Regions from separate parts of the Homo sapiens genome. Here all the other regions are linked to region 3. A link is a contact called in ENCODE Hi-C or POLR2A ChIA-PET data. All regions are on one chromosome and are shown on one strand. The core of a region is the stretch at or near the end of the contact, and the rest is flanking DNA. Distances in the headings are between cores, read along the strand shown.

What was found. Hi-C counts contacts between places; a loop is a spot of excess contacts on that map. ChIA-PET counts read pairs that join two places held with the same protein, here RNA polymerase II (POLR2A). Pooled maps may share reads with other maps.
Region 1: a loop to region 3 is called in a pooled map, with 3 times the contacts of the local background. The contact joins the promoter of RNF216 here to the enhancer-like site in region 3. A Hi-C loop is called at or near these places in 3 of 168 maps with a recorded cell type or tissue (heart right ventricle and naive thymus-derived CD4-positive, alpha-beta T cell), 4 of 37 single-sample maps with no recorded cell type and 14 of 50 pooled maps. POLR2A ChIA-PET finds 5 or more read pairs at or near these places in 9 of 52 experiments (CD4-positive, alpha-beta memory T cell, HCT116, T-cell and 5 more).
Region 2: a loop to region 3 is called in a pooled map, with 2.3 times the contacts of the local background. The contact joins two enhancer-like sites. A Hi-C loop is called at or near these places in 11 of 168 maps with a recorded cell type or tissue (B cell, GM12878, Right ventricle myocardium superior and 6 more), 17 of 37 single-sample maps with no recorded cell type and 21 of 50 pooled maps. POLR2A ChIA-PET finds 5 or more read pairs at or near these places in 26 of 52 experiments (A549, AG04449, AG04450 and 18 more).

Annotation. Positions count from the first base shown.
Region 1 is chr7:5,780,095-5,783,172 of GRCh38, reverse strand. It overlaps RNF216 (ring finger protein 216), which reads left to right and starts at 1,510. Exons shown (of 17, transcript NM_207111.4): 1 at 1,510-1,632. RefSeq lists a silencer at 1,712-2,101.
Region 2 is chr7:5,698,375-5,701,413 of GRCh38, reverse strand. All of the region lies in intron 13 of RNF216 (ring finger protein 216), which reads left to right. Among named protein-coding and RNA genes, the nearest start is that of MIR6874, 12 kb to the left of the region's middle. RefSeq lists an enhancer at 1-207. Within about 2 kb of position 1,298, at least 15 of the 41 ENCODE cell types and tissues checked have a DNase peak (open chromatin) inside an H3K27ac peak, as active enhancers do; they include B cell and GM12878, where a contact is called at or near this core.
Region 3 is chr7:5,540,361-5,543,083 of GRCh38, reverse strand. No RefSeq gene overlaps it. Among named protein-coding and RNA genes, the nearest start is that of ACTB, 11 kb to the right of the region's middle. RefSeq lists enhancers at 1,121-1,170, 1,261-1,310. Within about 2 kb of position 1,408, at least 4 of the 41 ENCODE cell types and tissues checked have a DNase peak (open chromatin) inside an H3K27ac peak, as active enhancers do; they include B cell and GM12878, where a contact is called at or near this core.

The DNA.
Region 1 (3,078 bases), core at 261-2,760, 240 kb before region 3:
GGCTGACAGAGTGAGATTCTGTCCAAAAAAACAAAACAAACAAAACAAAACAAAACAAAAAAATCCTCCCACCTCAGTCTCCTGAGTAGCTGGGACTATAGGTGCGCACCACCATGCCCGGCTAATTTTTATTTTTGTAAAGATGGGGTCTTACTCTATTGCCCAGGATCGTCTCAAACTCCTGGCTTCAAGCCATCCTCCCACCTCCATTTCCCAAAATGTTCGGATTCCAGGTATAAGCCACTATGCCCAGCCCAGACTCATTTATCTAATTACTGACTTGATATCTCTACTTGAAGGTGTACTTGGCAATTTTTTTTTTTTTGAGACACAGTCTCACTCTGTTACCCAGGCTGAAGTGCAGTGGCATAATCACTGCACTACAACCTCCCCCTCCTCGGTTCAAGCAATTCTTGTGCCTCGGCCTCCCGAGTAGCTCGGATTACAGGCACGCACCACCATGCCCAGCTAATTTTTGTATTTTTAGTAGAGACGGGGTTTCACCATGGTGGCCAGGCTGGTCTCGAACTCCTGACCTCAAGTGATCTGCCTGCCTCGGCCTCCCAATGTGCTGGGATTACAGGCGTGAACCACCACGCCTGGCCAGCAATTATTTTAAGAGTTGGGGTCTTGCTATTTTGCTAAGGCTGGTCTTGAACTCCTGGCCTCAAGCGATCCTCCTGCCTTGGCCTTCCAAAGCGCGGGGATTATGGACATGAGCCACTGTGCCCAGCAGGAGCAGTATTTTAGTCAGTTATTCACTTGCTCACTAAAACCTAAACTTCCTGAGGCCAGGAACACATTTTACTTTTTTTTTTTTTCGAGATGGAGGGTTGCTCTGTTGCCCAGGCTGGAGTGCAGGGGCGCCATGTTGGCTCACTACAACCTCCGCCTCCCAGGTTCAAGTGATTTTCCCGCCTCAGCCTCCTGAGTAGCTGGGATTACAGGCATCCGCCACCATGCCTGGCTAATTTTTTTATTTTTGGTAGAGACGGGTTTCACCATGTTGGCCAGGCTGGTCTCCAACGTCTGACCTCAAGTGATCCACCCGCCTTGGCCTCCCAAAGTGCTGGGATTACAGGCGTGAGCCACTGTGCCCAGCCATGGGACCCACTTTACTCTTAATTTCCCCAATTCCTAGAACAGTGTGTGGCCCACAGGAAATCCGCAGAATATATTTGCAGAATGAATGAATGACTTGCCAAACGAATTAGGGCAAATCAGTAGATATCGAGTAAACATCCACAACCACCTGCCCCATACCCTTTTCAGCTCTGGGGAGATGGTGGCTCCTTGTGGGGTCGGATATGGGGGTCTCCTTTCCTTTCACCCTCCTGCCTCGTGGGGGAGTCAAGTCTCCGCAGGCGGAGAGCCCGGATGCAGGCGCGACTAGGCGGCCCTCTCTATGGTGAGCCCCCCGGTCCCTCCTCCGCAGTACCCGGAGTGCCTCTATGGTTCTTCCTGTCCTTAGTCGGGAGGGGGCGCTGTGCGCAGGCGCGAGGTGACGCCGCGGCAGGGCCGGAAGGAGTGCAGCGGCTGCCACGGAGCTCGCAGCTGCGGCTTCTGAGGAGTAAGCGGCGCGGTAGCGAAGGCCGCCGAACCTGCCTGGCTAGCCGGCGACTTGAGTGACGAGTGAGTGTCGGCTGCGGGGCGCGCTCGAGCTCCTGGGCGGGTCTGTGAGGCGACGCGGCCTCTCTGAGGGGCGCCTCTGTGGAGCTCCGGGGGTGGGGGCGGGGGCGCGGGCCGTGAGGGCCGCCGAGCTGAGGGGCGCGGGCCGAGGCCCGGGCGGGATCGGGCCAAGGGGCTGGGCTGGGCGTCTCGAGCCCGGTGCGGTGGCGAGGCTGGAGCGACAAAGGCGCTGAGCGGCCGGGTGGCCCCCTCTCGCCACTTCGCGAAGTTTCGCGGGCCGGCCCCTCGGGTCTGCTGCGCGAGGGCAACAGCCCGGGAGACCGCGCTTCCCTCCCCCGGGCCCGAGGCCGCCGCGGAGGCGGTGTCCGTGCACCCGAGCGCGGCCTGGAGGAGCGGCGGGAGGCGGGCCGTGCCTGTGAACCCCAGCCCAGGCGGGCGGCGTTTTTCCTCCTCTTCCCTCACATCTGGAGCGCGTGTTCCGCGAAAGTTGGCGACTGTCACCCGGCACTCGCGAGGGCGCCGCAAGTGCGTCAAACCCTTCTGCGGGGCGCTGGGGGCTGGCCCGGCTCGGGTGTCCGGGCGCTGGGCAGCGAGCGAGGCCGCTGTCCCCGCGTCGAGGTGGTTCTGCTCCCGGTGGAACAGGACCAGGGATCCAAGACTCTGGGCCACTTGCAACCAACCCTGGAGCGTGCGCGGCGTGCGGGTTACAGAAATTTCTGACAAATCCGACAGGGCTCTGTAAATCCCTAAGGGCCTGGGTAGCAGCTGTCCTAGGTACTTAGATCGTGCAAAGAGAACGTTCTTTTTTCTTTTACTTTTTTTTTTTTCTCCTTTTCTTTGAGACGGAGTCTTGCTCTGTTGCCCAGGCTGGAGTGCAGTGGCGCGATCCCGGCTCACTGCAAGCTCTGCCTCCCGGATTCAAGCGATTTTCCTGCCTCAGCCTCACAGGGATTGCCTCAGCTGGGATTACAGGCATTTGCCACCACGTCCAGCTAATTTTTGTATTTTTAGTAGAGACGGGATTTCTCCGTGTTGGCCAGGCTGGTCTCTAACGTCTGACCTCAGGTGATCCCTCCGCCTCGGCCTCCCAAAGTGCTACAGTCTTTTCAAAAGACGTTTCAGATATGTTCTCCGGGACCCTCGGGCCCTTCAGTAAGAAGCGCCCTGGCTGAAAACCCACACGTTCACCTACAGAAGAAGCACTGTGACGTAGAGGGTGAGCAGAGCAGAGGGCCTCACAGTGGCCCTCACATGCACCTGGCTCCAGCCTGGCCAGGTCATTTTGCCCTGGTGGGCCTGTGCCTCAAAAATGGGGTTTCTTCCCTTGTGAGGAAGACCCATGAATTAGTAACGGAATTGCCAGGAATGCTAAAAACTATCTAAATGCCATGTATTGTTTTCAAGCTGTTACTCCTGGAAGGGGCTGGGTTGGCATTGTTTTAGAGGTTA
Region 2 (3,039 bases), core at 49-2,548, 160 kb before region 3:
TCCTAGAAAGGGGGAACTGCCTCCAGTTTTGTGAACCTGCTGCCACAAGAGCATGGAGTTCCCCTAAAGTGGGCAGGTGGAAAATCCCATCAGGGAACAGAAGATGACTCATCACTCACCACTCAACTCATTTCTACCAGCTCCCCAGTGTTCTGCCATGTAAAGGGGTAGATTTTTCAACCTGATTTTTTTGCTAACTGATACATTCTATAAGAAATGACAGCTCTCCTTTAGTCCACGTTATTCAAGTTCAGAGAAGGGCCCTGTGCAACCTGGGGAGAGCCACGTGCTGGGGGAGGCTGTCGTGTGTGTGCTCCCACTCTCAGGGTCTGCACTCTCTGTCCACAGCACTGCTGTGCTCCTTCTCTCAGGTTTCATGTTGATTTCTTACTCCTACTCAGAAGGTTTAGAATCTCAGGGATGACATTCAGAAGAAATGAGTACAGGAGGGGCCTAGAAACAAAGACGGCGATACGCTATACTAGAGAACTCCAAATTAGTTGCAGTGGAGAGATGGAAATCCAGGGTTTGTCTTCTTGGTGCATTGGGCATGAGTTTTTGTCCTACTGGGAGGGCACTGGTCATCCTGCCCACCCATGGCAGCGGGCAGGCTTGGATGCCAGGGCTGCTCACCTTGGACTGTCCTTGTGGAAGGACACACCTACTTGTCTCTTTGTTGTTGTTATTTTTGGTCTCTACTAAAACACACTGTCTGTAGTACTCACAGAAAAAGATTCTCTGTGGATTTTTAACGAGTTTCTATGGGTACTTAATTAAAATTTAGTGGCTCTTTTTGTGGTTTTGTGTACTAGTTAGCTATTGCTTCTCAGGCTTGTCACAGCCTGTGGGGATCAGAAGCTTGGAGTGGCCCTCTTTCTAGAAACCACACACCACCTATTAAGTTCCTTTGTATATTTTACTAAAATAATTTAATGACATTTTTCTGTGTCTGTGGCCTCATCAAGGGAGAGATGCATGTTAGAAATTTCACAATAAAAATCCCTCAAGAATTGATACCTACAAAATACCTTTTTATAAGAAATGTTTTACCTCCTTTTTGTCATTGCACTGATTTTGTGTTGTTAGGTGTCAGCATCCTGATTTGTTGTCATGATCTCATTGTGATGTCCTTGAGAAGGGGCTGTGTGTGAGTGCACGTGTGCGGCTTGTGGTGTGTGCTGAGGTGGAAAGTGATAGTGTTCCCTCTTTGCATTCTCAGCACAGAGCACTGCAGGGTTTCCAGCCTTCCAGGTAGAAGAGAAATTGTTGCTATGGTAATACCGCAAGCATGAAAACACCCCCTGTCCCCGTGGGTGTCTGTGTCAGGGCGGGGAATGTGGAGAAGGGGAACAGTAGCAAAGAGGAGTGTTTAGGGCATCGAGCAAGATGAGAGCAAAGCCTAAGCTGAAGCTGCTGTTGGGTGGAATTTCTTGTGTTTATCCTTGAATTCAAGGTCAGATTCCAGTTGCAATGTGGTAGCTGAGAACGTAAAAGGCCTTTTATTCCTCAGTGTCTTCCCTGACTTTGAGACAAAGATAAAGAATACAGAGGGTCTCTGTCACATCTCCAGTTCCCAGAGGCCACATGGCCTTCCCACAGACCACAGTTAGAAAATGTGCGTCTGTATCTGTGGCCAGTACATCACTGCAAGTGGAATCAACCACCCAGCCCCAGAAAGCCTGCTGCCCTTCATGTCCAGTGTAACAGGCTAAGGCAGCAGTCCCTGCCATCTCTTCTGAAACTAAATAACAGTTCGTGCTCTGTTTCTGTACAATTCCCCTGGGAAGATGGACTGTGAATATCCTTGGTAATGCAGAGCCGTGATGAGAAACGAAATCCAATCTGCTGAGGTAGTGGGTGAAGAACACAACAAAAAGCTAGTGTTCAATTCTGTCAGATCATCAGGGCCAGTATGGGAAGAATAGCTTGAGCAGGGAGTTTGGCATCATAGTTAAAACAGGCTGAGGTCTAGGTATTTGCTAATAAAACTCTTCCTGGGTTTTAGGGGCTTTTTACTCCTTATCTGCTCAAAGTCACACAGCTAGTAAGTGACAGCATCAGGAGTCAAATCCAGGGTTTCTCATTGTTATTTGTGTTTTTAGGTGTAATTTTGATATGCTGCATTAGTTTCAAGAGTCTTTATCTTTTGCAGATACAAACTGAAATATTTATAAATGAAAAGATTTGTAATCTGGGATTTGCTTCAAAATTATACTGAAGGAGGAGGGATGAGTGAACAGGTAGGGTATAGATAAGCTCAGATTGGTTATGAGTCGATCATTATTAAACACGATAATGGGTGCATAGGGTTCATTACATCCTCTGCTTTTGTATATGTTTAAAATTTTCTACAATAAAAAGTTAGTTTTAAAAAAAACAAGTCAAAAACTCTAGCTGTCTTCAGTGTTAGCTTTATCTGTGCTCTCATTGTTTTGGTTTGCTTTGCTGCTTTCCAGTTCACTCTTGGGGACTGGAAAGACCCTTATTCGAATGTCCTGTTTTGTGGCTTGTTCAGTTTTTTAAGAGATGAGAAAATGTGCAACATAACAGGAAAATGTTAACAGCTTTTTGTGAGAAGGTTAAAGAGCTCTTCATCCTAGAGGAGGGAAGGTTTCCTGTGTAGTTTCTCTGCACAAGATTCTTCTATATAAGTGGTAGGGACCTGGTGTTTTCCAGCTTCTCTGGGAAAACAGACTTAAACTACCTATGAAGAATCCAAGAGGCCGGAGCGGTGGCTCATGCCTATAATTCCAGCACTTTGGGAGAATGAGGCAGGAGGATTGCTTGAGGTTATGAGTTCAAGACCAGCCTGGGCAACAAAGCACAACCTCGTCTCTACACAAAATAGAAAAAAATTTAATAAGGCATGGGTGCTGTGCATCTGTAGTCCCAGCTACTCGGGAGGCTGAGGCGGGAAGATCACCTGAGCCCAGAAGATCGAGGCCGCTGTGAACCATGATCATGCCACTGTACTCCAGCATGCATGCGTGTGTGTGTATGTGTGTGTGTGTGTGTGTGTGTGTGTGTGTATAAAAGAAT
Region 3 (2,723 bases), core at 159-2,658:
GTCTTGAACTCCCAATCTCGGGTGATCTGCCTGCCTCGGCCTCCCAAAGTGCTGGGATTACAGATGTGAGCCACCGCGCCCGGCTTCATTCCGGCTTTGCTGAGCTAAGAGGGCCCAACGCTTAGCACCCTGGCCTGTGCACAGCTGGCTCACTGCTAAGTCCCACCTGAGCCTGGACCAGCCCTCCAGCCTTACATGTCCCGGGTCACAGCCTCAGGGACATCTGTGTGCCTTTCTCCACTGTCACCCCCAATGCTACATGTCTGTGCAGCCCAGGTGGCCCCAGGGACAAAGGTATGGAGGTCCCAACATTGGGCCTTGGTCATCTCTGGCCTTGATGGCCCTTGGCTATCGGAGAGCCCACGTGACATTATTATTATTATTATTTGAGACGGTGTCTCTACTGTTGCCCAGGCTGGAGTGCAGTGGTGTGATCTCAGCTCACTGCAACCTCCACCTCCCCATTTCAAGCAATTCTCATGCCTCAGCCTCCTGAGTAGTTGGGATTATAGACATGTGCCACCACACCCTGCTAATTTTTATATTTTTAGTAGAGATGGGATTTCGCCATGTTGGCCAGGCTGGTCTTGAACTTCTGGCCTTATGTGAACTGCCCGCCTAGGCCTTCCAAAGTGCTAGGATTACAGGCATGAGCCACCGTGCCAGACAAGGTGACTTAAGTAGCAAAAATTACCGCCTAGAGGCCGGGCGCAGTGGCTCAAGCCTGTAATCCCAGCACTTTGGGAGGCCGAGGCGGGCAGATCACGAGGTCAGGAGATCGAGACCATCCTGGTTAACATGGTGAAACCCCATCTCTACTAAAAATACAAAAAAAAGTTAGCCGGGCGTGGTGGCGGGCACCTATAGGCTACTCGGAAGGCTGAGGCAGGAGAATGGCGTGAACCCGGGAGGCGGAGCTTACAGTGAGCCTAGATCGCGCCACTGCACTCCAGCCTGGGTGACAGAGCGAGACTCCGTCTAAAAAAAAAAATTACCCCCTAGAGACCTGGGAAACGGAGCGGCGGGGCTTCCTCAGGGAGGTCAGGGAGCCCTGCCTGTGCCTTGTCCCCAGCAGAAGCCGAAGTCCCAAGAGAAACCCCAAACCCCTTCTTGCCTGAGCCGGCAAAATCGAAGACCAGGAGGCCTCTGGGACTCTCCCTGCACTGAGGCTGGGTCTGGGGCTTTCCCTGGGTTTGCACAGGACCAGTCTCATGGGATCAGGGCTGGCCAGCTCTGTGCCCCTGTCCCCAGTGGACAGTGCATGCCAGGGAGGTCCCCTCCTGTCCCCAGCACCTGGCACGGGGCAGCGTATGGGAGACACCTCAGGAAGCCCAGACAGCTGGGCCTGTCCCCCACGGGCCGGCTCAGGTTCCTGGCAAGCCCAGCAGTGGCAGAGATTTCTGGCTGAGGAGGGCCTGGTGATGCTGCGCGGTGGCTGTGATCGGATTTCCCCTTGGGCAGGCAGGCCCCGGGACTGCAGGAGCCCACGCCAGCTCAGGAGCACCAAGTGAACCCTGAATGCGCCCCACGGCAGGGCAGCGAGGCCAACTGCAGCCACCGAGCCTGGCTCTGCCTCTTCCCACTGGCCACTCCAAACCTCAGTTTACCCATCTGAAACATGGGGCTGAGAACAACAACCACATAGAGGCTGAAGGACTTGGTGGGCCCTTGGAAGCTCGCCATGAATGGTGGCCCTGGGCCAGGACCTGGATAATCATGTTCCAGAACATCCTGGTAATAGCCAAACCGTGTTAACTATAGGGCCAAGTCTCTCACTTTCCCTGGCCTCGGTTTACTCATCTGAGAAATGGGAGAGTCCCACTTGGCCGACAGGGGTGTGGGGTGCTTTTGATGAGGTGACGTGGGCACCACCCTGACACGCGCCCAGCACACAGTAGGCCCTTGGGGCCTCTGTCTTCCCTTCTCCTCTCTGGACTGGGGGTGGCCAGGAGGACAGGCTGAGCCCCAAGGCAGGTGAGCCAGTGGCCTCCTCAGTCAGCAGCTGCCCCGTCCGCCTGCACCTCCCAACACCTCCCTTTTCTCTCCTTCTCCACCCCTCCAAGGGGGCCTCACCCATACCGCCACTGCCCCACCTCCAAGGGACATTTTTTTAAATTTTTAAATAAAAAAGTGTGTGTGTGTGTGTGTGGTGGAGTCTTGCTCTGTTGCCTAGGCTGGAGTGCAGTGGTGTGATCTCAGCTCACTGCAACCTCCACCTCCTGGGTTCAAGCGATTCTCCTGCCTCAGCCTCCCGAGTAGCTGGGATTACAGGCACCTGCCACCATACCTGGGTAATTTTTGTATTTTTTTAGTAGAGATGGAGTTTCAACATGTTGTCCAGGCTGGTCTTGAACTCGTGACCACAAGTGATCCACCCACCATGGCCTCCCAAAGTGCTGGGATTACAGGTAGGAGCCAGTGCCCCAGACTATTTTATTTATTTTAAAACTTATTTTTTAGAGAAAGGGTCTCGCTTTGTCTCCCAGGCTGATGTGCAGAGGTACGATCATGGCTCACTGCAGCCTCAAACTGCTGGGCTCAGGCAATCATCCCTTTTTTTCTTTTCTTTTCTTTTTTTTTTTGAGATGGAGTTTTGCTCTTGTTGCCCAGGCTGGAGTGCAATGGCGCTATGTCGGCTCACTGCAACCTCTGCCTCCTGGGTCCAAGCAATTCTCCCACCTTAGCCTCCCGAGTAGCTGGGATTACTGGCATGTGCCGCCACG